Linked DNA regions of Homo sapiens: region 2 is linked to region 1. Evidence: chromatin contacts called from ENCODE Hi-C or POLR2A ChIA-PET data. All regions are on one chromosome and are shown on one strand. The core of a region is the stretch at or near the end of the contact, and the rest is flanking DNA. Distances in the headings are between cores, read along the strand shown.

Region 1 (5,629 bases), core at 1-2,500:
ACAAGGAAGTAAAACCAAAGGCAGGCAGCCCGGTGCCAGGCCCGAAACCAGGCCTAGGCCTGCCTGGCCTAAACCCACTAGTTAAAAATCAACTCATAACTTAGAATCCGATGTTATTCACAGATTCCAGACATTGTATAGAAGAACATTGTGAAACTCCCTGCCCTGTTCTGTTTCTCTCTGACCACCAGTGCATGCAGCCCCTGTCACGTACAGCCTGCTTGCTCAAATCAATCATGACCCTTTCATGTGAAATCTTCAGTGTTGTGAGCCCTTAAAAGGGACAGAAATTGTGCATTCGGGGAGCTCGGATTTTAAGGCAGTAGCTTGCTGATGCTCCCAGCTGAATAAAGCCCTTCCTTCTACAACTCGCTGTCTGAGAGGTTTTGTCTGCGGCTCGTCCTGCTACAAAGCTATAGCCTGACCACGTTGGGCACATGTTTTCAAAACCTTTGAGACTGTGCCTCAGGCTATGGTTGCTCATTTTTTGGCTCAGAGTAAACCTCTTTAAATATTTTATGGAGTTTGGCCTTTTCATTGACACTCCCAAACAAAGTTTTCCAAGGGACTTTCCTTCGGGTGTGTCTTAGGCAGTTTGAGGGCCACCAGCCCTGAGGAGCTGCCCAAGGAGACATGGTGACCTCTCAGCCAGGTGGCCAGGACAAAGCCATCAGACTCACAGACATGTCACCTAAACAGGTGTGCACACACACTCATAGGTAAAGGCAAACATAGAAACAACATTTACCAACATGAGGCAACAGAGAGGCCAAAACAGGTGTCACGGGCCAGGCACTGAGGGGACATGACTCTCAGGCTGGAGGGAAAGGGCATTTGTCCCTAAGCAAAATTCAGCTGCCCAAAGCAACATCCCACTGAGGAATGAATGGTACTCTGAATTCCAGGGTCAAGTCAAGCTGCCACTAAAGTCTGATTTTGCTTCTTCTTTCTTTACTCATTCCTCAGCAGCCCCTCATCCCCCACAGACTAAGAATCACCACACACACTGGCCACCTCGCCAGCTGAGGGCAAGAGGTGAGACAGAGAACCTCTACAGTGGCAATATGGTTTGGCTGTGTCCCCACTGAAATCACATCTTGATTTGTAATCCCCATAATCCCCACGTGTCAAGGGAGGGCCCAGTGGGAGGTGATTGGATCATGGGGGCAGTTTTTCCCATGCTGTTCTCATGATAGTGAGTTCTCACGAGATCTGATGGTTTTACAAGGGGCTCTTCCCCTTTTGCTTCCTTCACACATGCTCACTCTCTCCTGCTGCCATGTGGGAAGGTCCAAGCTTGCTTACCCTTTGCCTTCTGCCATGATTGTAAGTTTCCTGAGGACTCCCTAGCCATGCAGAACTGTGAGTCAATTAAACCTCTTTCCTTTATAAATTACCCAGTCTTGAGTAGTATATTTATAGCGTCTAAGAACAGACTAATACAAGTAGGGTGGGGTGTGGGCGTGTCTTAGCTCAGGCTGCTGTGATAAAAATACCATAGCCTGGGTGGGTTAAACAACAAATATTTCTTTCTCACTTCTGGAGCTGGAAGTCCAAGATCAGGGTACCAGCATGGCCAGGTTCTTGGTGAGGGCATTCTTTCTGCTTTCTTGTGTCTTCACCTGGCAGAGAGAGGAAGCAAGCTCTCTCCTGTCTCTTCTTATAAGGGGACAAATCCCATCATTAGCTCTCCACCCTCAAGAACTAATTAACTCCTGGGTTTCAATATATAAATTTGCAGGGCGGGGATTGGGACACAAACACGGAGTTCATAACAGGACACTCTCCAGATTTGGACCCAGAACACTGCAGGAAGCAGAAACCAACTGCAGAGAAATAATATGCACCATCCCTAGTCTAAAGTATAACTTACCCACAATGGTCACCCCAGGAAGATTAAATGATATGCTAGTGGGAAAAAGTGCAGAAAAAAATATCTGCACAGGGTTGACAAGAATGGCATGCTGGGTTCCAGACAGAAGTATAGTTATAATTAATCATTAATCAGGCCGCACTTTGGCCCAATTCCTTTTTGCTAAAAGTCACTAGATCCTTACTATTTGCATCCCCATTGTTCATAGAGATAGGATTTCTGATGTTAGGTCAAAAGACTATTTAAAAATGGATTTGCATCCACATTGTTACTATAAATAGGATCCCTGACATTAGAATCATTAGACTTTTATTTAAGGATTGCTTAAGATGTTTTTCAGCCCCTAAATTCCAGCAACCAGTTTGAAAGCCCCCACAGAGAAACAGGATGAGCATGAGAGCACAACTGCTTTCATCTCCCTGTCCTGTGACTACACCCTGCACTCTTCAACCAATCAACACTCTCCACCCTTTGACCCCCTCCAAAACCCTTAAAAACTCTAACCCCAAATTCCTCAGGGACATACTTTTTTTTGTTTTGTTTTGAGATGGAGTCTCCCACTGTCGCCAGGCTGGAGTGCAGTGGTGCAATCTCGGCTCACTGCAACCTCCGACTCCTTGGTTCAAGCAATTCTCCTGCCTCAGCCTCCTGAGTAGCTGAGATTACCGGCATGCACCACCATGCCTAGCTAATTTTTGTATTTTTAGTAGGTGGGGTTTCACCATGTTGGCCAGGATGGTCTTGATCTCCTGACCTCATGATCTGCCCACCTAGGCCTCCCAAAGTGCTGGGATTACAGGTGTGAGCCACTGCACCTGGCCAGGAGATGAATTTGAGTTTCCCTCCCATCTCCTCTTTCGGTGACCCTATGATTAAACCTCTTTCTCAGCTGCAACCCAGTGTCTCAGTGTAATGACTTGCTGTGTGCATCGGTCAATGAGCCTATTAAAGTTAAATGACTACAAAGCTCATTGGGGAAGTGCCCCTCCATACTTACCCATCTGCCCACTGGAGCTGACAAGAATAGAGGCTTGGGTGCCAGCAGACCAGATGGGGTGAAGTGGGGGTTACGCAGAGAGAACTGGAAAGGAGGGGCCTTTCCAAATAGAGGGATGGAAGGAAAGCATCACAAGTGGCCTAGTGACACAAAGAAGCCAGGCTGCCTGGCTGGGTGTGTTCTACAGAAGGTGGCTGGTGTCACAGAAGAGGCACCAGCAAAAAGTCAGATTCTATGCCCCTGCCTCTCCTGACTGACACTACCCCTCAGCAAGTAAGAGAGGCTAAGGGACAGACTGGGGAGATGTGGCTTGGGCCTGATGATGGGCACTTCAAATGTCGGAGTGGGTAGTTCAGACTTGATCCTGCCAGGGGCATCCTCTCTCTTGTGTCTAAGCAATGTAACCACCCAATGGGCTCATCTTGCCCACTGCCCAGATACAGCTGATTTATCAAGACAGGGGAATTGCAATAGAGAAAGAGGAGTTAGCTAAATGGAAGACCAGAGTTTTATTACTACTCAAACCAGCCTCCCTGAAAATCCAGAGGCTACAGTTTTTTAACAATAGTTTGGTGGGCAGGGGGCTAGGGAAGGGGTGCTGCTGATTTGTTGGGGATGCAATCATAGGGTCATAGAAAATAGTCCTCATGCGCTGAGTCAGCATCTGGGTAAGGGACATGGGTCCAGGTGGAGTCATCTGGTTGTCAGAAATGAAAATCTGAAAAGACATCTCGAAAGGCCAATTTTAGGTTCTACAATAGTGATGTTACTTACAGGAGTAATGGAGGAAATTACAAATCTTGTAACTTCCAGAACAATGACTGGTAATCATTTAACTATGCCTGCATCTTAGCAGAATTCAGGCCCCTCTAATAATCCTAACCTTCCTAACCTTGTGACCTTTCATTAGTTTTACAAAAGTAGTTTAGTTTTGGGAAGGCCTATTATAATCCTTGCCTTAAGGTTAAACCAGAAACTAAATTTATCCAAAAGTTAGCTTGGCCCGTGCTCCAGAATGACCAAGGTTAATTTGAAGGTTAAAGGCAAGATGGAATTGGTTAGAGAAGGTCTCTTTGACTGTCATAATTTTCTCACTGCTATAATTTTTGCAAAGGTGGTTTCAGCAATCTGGGGTAATTTGTGTAACAGATATCCTGTTCTTTTTCTTAGTTTTATTTTATTTTATTTTATTTTTGAGATGGAGTTTTGCTCTTGTTGCCTAGGCTGGAGTGCAATGGCATGATCTCAGTTCACTGCAACCTCCACCTCCCGGGTTCAAGCAATTCTCCTGCCTCAGCCTCCCGTGTAGCTGGGATTACAGGCATCCACCACTGCGCCAGGCTAATTTTTTGTATTTTTAGTAGAGACAGGGTCTCACCATGTTGGCCAGGCTAGTCTTGAACTCCTGACCTCAGGAGATCCACCTGCCTTGGCCTCCTGAAGTGCTGGGATTACAGGTGTAATCCCACCACACCCAGCCTTTTTTCTCTTTTTTTTAAGAAAAAGTCTTGTTTTGTCACTCAGGGCAAGTGAGTGGCACAATTATGGCTCACTGCAGTCTCAGCCTTCCGGGCTCAAGCAATCCTCCCACCTTAGCCTCCCAAGTAGCTGGGACTACAGGCACATACCACCATGCCTGGCTAATTTTTCACTTTTTAGTTTTTTAGGGATGGGGGTCTCACTATGTTGTCCAGGCTGGTCTTGAACGTTTGGACTCAAGAGATCCTCCCACGTCAGCCTCTCAAAGTGCTGGGATTACTGGTGTGAGCCACTGTGCCTGGCCTCAGATTAGCCTGTTCTTAAGCGTTTCTAAAATGTTCATCCTGCCTAGCCTGCTTCCAGGACTTCTGGGTATCTCTGCTTCTTCCATCCTTTATGTTAGTGCTCAAAATACCTACCAATTTTCACTTCCTAGTTGGTTTCCTGTGATTGTTTCTAAACCTTGTGGCCAAGTTGTTAGCACCTCATTTCATCTAAAAAGTCAAAACATGCTTACCTTCCTCACCCCAAATATGCTAACCTCTGATGGTACAAATGATCTCCTGTGATTAGACCTTCCTGTCGTGTCTCCCCTGCAGCTAATCAGGAAAGCATCCACCTTTGACAATCACTCATCCTGGCAGCTCTGTTTCCTCTTTATCATTCATTCCCTGTTGCTTCCCTGAGCATAGCATCAGCTCCTGTTAGACCAGATAACCTGGAGCCCATCAGCAGGCTCCAACACAGACTGCTGTAGACAGAGGCTGGACGTTAGCCCAACTCCGAGGAGGGGCCACAGCCTTTCTGTGGGTGTAAGCACTTGGCAGGAAAACTTGGTTGTGGCAGCAGTCAAGACGTGAGGCTCCAGAAGTGAACACTGAAGGCTTCCGTTGTTGCTGCTGTGCTCCCCTTCACGCCCCCAGATAACTATGTTAATTTTCAAAAGTAAAATAAGGGGTTTCCTCCAAAAGTTTAACCCAAAATTTAAGTATCATCTTTAATTCATAAAAGCACTACTTAGTAACTGAAAGAGTAGGTACAATGTGATTGTTCTATCACTAGATTCAGAACTCATGGGATTCCCTAACCCATATAACCAAAGGATTTGAGAACTGCTGGTCTTCCTGCATGTTCCATGGTTGAAATAAAGGGATTTTTGGTTTTTTTAAATTTAAGAAAGTGAGGCAAGTGCTGACAGAGATGGAAATAAAAAGGTGAAAGCTGAAAGGCAATAGTTACAAACATCAAAAGAAAAAAAAAGAGAGAGAAAATAGACAAAC
Region 2 (5,629 bases), core at 1,884-4,383, 460 kb after region 1:
GGACTACAGACGCCTGCTATCACGCCCGGCTAATTTTTGTATTTTTTGGTAGAGATGGGGTTTCACCATGTTGACCAGGCTGGTCTCCAACTCCTGATCTCAGGTGACCTGCCCTCCTCAGCCTCCCAAAGTGCTGGTATTACAGGCATGAGCCACTGCGCCTGGCCCATGGACATCTTTATAGAGCAAAAAAAGATTATTTTCTACTCTAAACCCAAGGTTACATATACGCTTTCCCCAATAAGCTGAATCAGCAGCTCTCAACAAAGGAAAAAGGAAACAAGGGTTAATTCAGAAGAACTATTTTGAAATAAACAACTGGATTTACAAGGGTGGGCATGAACATGCTTTGATGCATGCATTTAAAGAGTAAAGGATATAGAATAATTGATGGCTATCCTGGCAGATCAAAGCATCTCAAGAGCATTGCAGGCTGTGGAGTTAAACCGTTTGCACTTTTCCTGCATTTAGTGTGTGTATTTTGTGAGCATACTAATAATTTGTCCTTACACAGGACCTTTCATCTAGGGAGGAGCTGAAAGCCCTTTGAAGATGTTAATAAGAAAGAGACCTGCTAATTAAGATTGCTTAAAAATAAAAACTCATCTTCCAGTATGTTTACATGATTGCTGGGAAGGTTCTGACTCAAAGAGATTTGCTATCACAGGTGAGTTGTTTCATATGTTTTCTTTCAAAATCATACTGTTAGATTCCATGTACTGATAAAATGGCTTTCTCTAGACAGTCACACCAGATATAACAATACTAATTCAACAATTTATGGCATACTTGATTTGGAGATCAGACATTTACCCAGAACATTTTGGGACAGAGCAAGGAGCGGTGCCATGTTGAATATTTGTAATGAGTTTTAAGATTATCAGACAAAGCTGTAGACTAAACTCAGTGAAACAAGTTTAGAAGAAGACAAAGCAAGAGCCGAGCACAGTGGCATGTGCCTGTCATCTCACAGGAGGCTGAGGCAGGGATCGCTTGAGCCCAGGAGTTTGAGACTAGCCTGGGCAACATAGTGAGACCTCCATCTCAAAAAAAAGAAAAAAGAAGGACAAATCATTCCCAGATCTTTATGAAATTATTTTTAGAGGAAATTCAAATAGCAAAAACTGTAGAGCTCCTTGCCTCAGTGCATGGTGAACAGGATGACTTTGTTAAGAGTACAAGCTTCCACCTCAACTGCCCCACATCAAACAGACTAAAGCAAATCCCTACAGAGATGAAGTCAATTCAGTGAAATCTTCCCTAATTCCAACTGTCAGAATTGGTAGCACCTAACTTTCTACTCCCTGGGCAGATATGTTATAATTAATCCAACTATTTAGTATGTAAATCATTTTTCTTACATTTTATATATATATATATATATATATATATATATATATATATATTTTTTTTTTTTTTTTTTTTTTTTTTTTTTTTTTTTTTTTTTTTTTGAGACTGGTCTTGCTCTGTCGCCTAGGCTGGAGTGCAGTGGCTCAATCTCGGCTCACTGCAACCTCTGTCTCCTGGGTTCAAGTGATTCTCCTGCCTCAGCCTCCCAAGTAGCTGGGATTACAGGCATGTGTCACAACGCCCAGCTAATTTTTGTATTTTTAGTAGAGACAGGGTTTTGCCATGTTGGCCAGGCTGGTGTCAAACTCCTGATCAAGTGATCTGCCTGCCTTGGCCTCCCAAAGTGCTGGGATTACAGGCGTTAGCCACTGCACCTTGCAATGTCAATTTTTTTTAATAGTTCTCCCATACAAAAGAGTAAACTCCAAGATGGCAGGAAACATATTTTATTCATCCTAATATCCCGTAGAGGGCTTAGCACAATGTCTGATCCTTAACACAACACATCCATTAATAACCACATCTTTTAATTAAGAATTTTATTATAGCATTCTTGTAATAGAAAAAGAAACTGGGACTAGCACAAATGTTCGTCAGTAGGGCACTGGCTTAGTAAAGTTATGGACCATCCATACAATGGAATATTGTGTCACTATAAGAAAGAATGGATCTGATTTGGAAAAGTCGGCTTCATTAAATTGAAATGAAGTTTCATTTCAATTAAATAAAAAACTTACACAAAAGAATATATATCATATATAATATATTATATGATATATATTATATATAATATGATATATATTTTTTATATATATATCTTTTTGGCAAAAACCAAACCAAACCAAATGGGTGATTAATAGATGCATAGAATGAATAGATGGAGAGCCAGACAGATAGACTGATCCATTTTGCAGAAATAATGCATGGGAAAAAGGAAACCCCGAAAAATATAAGCAAATTCTCAACTGTGAGTATTTCTGGTAAGTGGGGCTGAGGAGAGTGGGCTGGTCATGAGAGGACAGTCCTTTGATTTTTACTTTAGCCTCTGTATTGTTGGTTTTAGCAATGAGCAAGTATTACTTTTGGGCATTAAAAGGGGAAATAATGTATTGACTCAAAGTTTGAATTTGTTGAACTTGCTTCAGTTGAGCAGGTGACCTAATATCCCATATTTCTTAGCTTCACAGCCTTTCTCCCTGACAGAGCTTCTGGCACTAAGCTGACAGAGGGGACAAAGTCTTCCTTTTTCAAGAGTAAGCATTTGGCTGGGTTCAGACGGACTCCCTTGGGCATCTCCCTGGGGCACCTCTCCAAGGCCTTGCTTTCTAAACTTGGTTATACTAATGGGCTGGGACAGATTCCCTGGCTGACTCTGGAAGCTGTCAAAATCTCTCTGGTAATTTTCCTAGGCTTTTCTGGTCTTTAATGAGGCATCAACCTTTTTCAGTTGTAAATCAGCTTAGATCAAAATTCAAGCAGGAGACTTTTCTACCCCTCAGACCCTTTCGATGTTTGCTTTCTAACTGCTGAGTTCTTGCTTACTTGAAACTCCTGCTCCCCGGGGATAATCAGAAATAGCTACCTGCACTAACTTCTTAAGTCATCATTCTCCTGTTTTGATCAGCAGGAGGGGTGTAATCTGTTTTCGACAGTTCATGTAGATTGGCTTGCTGCCAGCATGATTCTCTCAACTGAAGGAAAACTCAACAGTCTCTAAAATGGAAGGGCAAGAGGGAATTTGTGTGAATGATGTAAGTTAATCCCATTTCCTGGGATCTGGCCTGGCCCATTTTTAGTGGGGCTGGTTTAGGGTTAGTTTGTGATTACATAAACTCATCAACATTCCGGAAGAGGAAAGAACACCCCCTGGTGGTAAAATTATATCTCTGCACCACATCCCCTAAATTTCAACTCCCAGCCAAGTTACCTACTTACACTTGTACCAGGGTACACAGGAGCATTCTTGGTCACAGAAGTCTGTATAAACTAACTCAGTTTTATTCCTGCATTACATACAGAGAAACAAGCATTAGAATTTCCAATATTCCTATTATGCTTTTTTGTTCAGAATTACTGTGTTATACATTACACATATTAAAATCCTTAGCTTTATCATTTTATTATGGAAAAAAAATCCCCATTACTACACAAACTCTATAGCCCTAATTAGTTTTGTGCATGACATTATTAATGATGTTGTTATTGTTATGCTTATTTCAGGCCCATTTCATTTTTTCAAATGTGTCTGTTCTGTGAAATGCACACAATATAAAATATGTGGCTGGGTGCGGTGGCTCACGCCTGTAATCCCAGCACATTGGGAGGTCGAGGCGGGTGGATCATGAGGTCAGGAGTTCGAGACCAGCCTGGCCAACATGGCGAAGCCCCGTCTCTACTAAAAATATAAAAATTAGCCGGGCATGGTGGAGGGAGCCTGTAATCCCAGCTGCTTGGGAGGCTGAGGCAGGAGAACAGCTTGAACCCAGGAGACGGAGGTTGCAGTGAGCCGACATCGTGCCATTGCACTCCAGCCTGGGTGACAAGAGCAAGACTCAGTCTCAAAAAAAAAAAAAAAAAAGTGATGTATATTTTTGATGCTCCTAATGTACTACTTCGTTCTTCTACATGCTACAATATCCAAAATGTATTCATAGTCATACAGTCCAGTCTTCTTTTTCGTCTATTTGCACACATTCTCAGGGTTGAGTTGATTTCAAAGAACATTATCAAAACAGATGCTCCAGCGCTGTAATTAGCAGGCCTCGTGTGGAATGTTCCGCATAAGTCAGAGTTCCTGTGGATCCTGGACATTTGCCTTCCTGAGGCTCTGCCTTTGACTTTCCTTTTGGAATAATGCCATAAAGGTCACTGTTTCCAGTTCAGAATATTCCCTTTCGTTTCTGTTTGTGAGAACTATGTTTAAGCTTTTTCCCTTCACCAGTTGTCCTAATGGGCCTGGCATTGCTTCTGAAGTGGAGAGAGTTTAATAAACCCAGGACTCCTGCTTAGTCCCTGGGCATTTTTGCCTGCTCCTCGGCTTGTTATAGGAGAGTGGAATGTCCTTGGAGAGGCCGAGGCACTGGAATTTGAAGTGAAAGAAAGTAAAGAGGGCTCTGTTCATGACTTAAAACGTTATTTCCTTCTTGTCAAGATGCTTACTGGCCACCTGGTAGGGTGACCCACCTTTCTGGTTTGCCTGAGGGGTTGCCTAGGACTTTCAGTGTTAAACCCAAGATAGAAGGCCTTGGGAGGATTGCTCAAGGCTAGGTGTTCAAGACCAGCCTGGGCAAAACTTAGCAACACCTTGTCTCTACAAAAAAAAAAAACAAAAAAAAAACAACAACAAAAAAAAAACAAACAAACACAAGAAAATCCCAAGTGAAGCAGACCACGTAAAGCACACCAATGGGGCTCGCACTGTGTGAACCAGTTCCTTGCTCTTCTCATTCTCTTCAGTTAGTTCTTCATCTCTCTACCCATATCTGCCAGGTGCTCTTTCTTTTCTTTTCTTTTCTTTTTTTTTTTTTGAGATGGAGTCTCACTCTGTCACCCAGGCTGGAGTGCAGTGGCATGGTCTCAGCTCACTGCAACATCTGCCTCCCGGGTTCAAGCAATTCTCCTGCCTCAGCCTCCTGAGTAGCTGGGATTACAGGCGCCTGGTACCACGCCCGACTAATTTTTTGTATTTTTAGTAGACATGGGGTTTCACTGTGTTGGCCAGGCTGGTCTTGAACTCCTGACTTCGTGATCCACCTGCCTCGGCCTCCCAAATCGCTGGGATTACAGGCATGAGCCACGGTGCCTAGCCCACGTGCTGTTTCTTATGCCTCCTAACAAAATCCATGATGTTTGAAAATGATTACACATTAGGGATTTACTACATTTCAAAAGTAACAAAGGAAAACTTTTTTTTTTTTAATGGGTGTGTGTGTGTGTGTTTGTGAGTGATGGAATCTCGCTCTGTCACCCAGGCTGGAGTAAAGTGGTGTGATCTTGGCTCACTGCAACCTCTGCCTCTCAGGTTCAAGTGATTCTCGTGTCTCAGCCTCCCGAGTAGCTGGGATTACAGGTGCCCACCACTATGCCTGGCTAATTTTTTGTACTTTTGGTAGAGATGGGGTTTCATCATGTTGGCCAGGCTGGCCTTGAACTCCTGACCTCTTGTGATCCACCCACCTCGGCCTCCCAAAATGCTGGGATTACAGGCCTGAGCATTCGCGCCTGGCCCAACTTCTTCATTTGAGTTTACAAATCACACAAACATGAACTTGACAATGGT

What was found. A loop is a pair of places that touch in the nucleus more often than their neighbours do. ChIA-PET counts read pairs that join two places held with the same protein, here RNA polymerase II (POLR2A). Pooled maps may share reads with other maps.
Region 2: a map of heart left ventricle shows a loop between it and region 1 (4-fold over the local background). The contact joins the enhancer-like site here to the promoter of LINC01077 in region 1. A Hi-C loop is called at or near these places in 62 of 168 maps with a recorded cell type or tissue (A673, B cell, CD4-positive, alpha-beta T cell and 44 more), 25 of 37 single-sample maps with no recorded cell type and 42 of 50 pooled maps. POLR2A ChIA-PET finds 5 or more read pairs at or near these places in 5 of 52 experiments (BJ, HCT116, IMR-90 and 2 more).

The regions. Positions count from the first base shown.
Region 1 is chr13:48,586,219-48,591,847 of GRCh38, reverse strand. It overlaps LINC01077 (long intergenic non-protein coding RNA 1077), which reads left to right and starts at 1,250. Exons shown (of 2, transcript NR_170270.1): 1 at 1,250-1,326. The region is part of intron 2 of LOC105370202 (a long non-coding RNA gene); the gene reads right to left. RefSeq lists a silencer at 4,921-5,215.
Region 2 is chr13:48,124,660-48,130,288 of GRCh38, reverse strand. LOC105370198 (a long non-coding RNA gene) reads left to right here. Exons shown (of 6, transcript XR_007063792.1): 5 at 515-667. Among named protein-coding and RNA genes, the nearest start is that of MED4, 32 kb to the right of the region's middle. Within about 2 kb of position 3,133, at least 21 of the 41 ENCODE cell types and tissues checked have a DNase peak (open chromatin) inside an H3K27ac peak, as active enhancers do; they include CD8-positive, alpha-beta T cell, ascending aorta, dorsolateral prefrontal cortex and 11 more, where a contact is called at or near this core.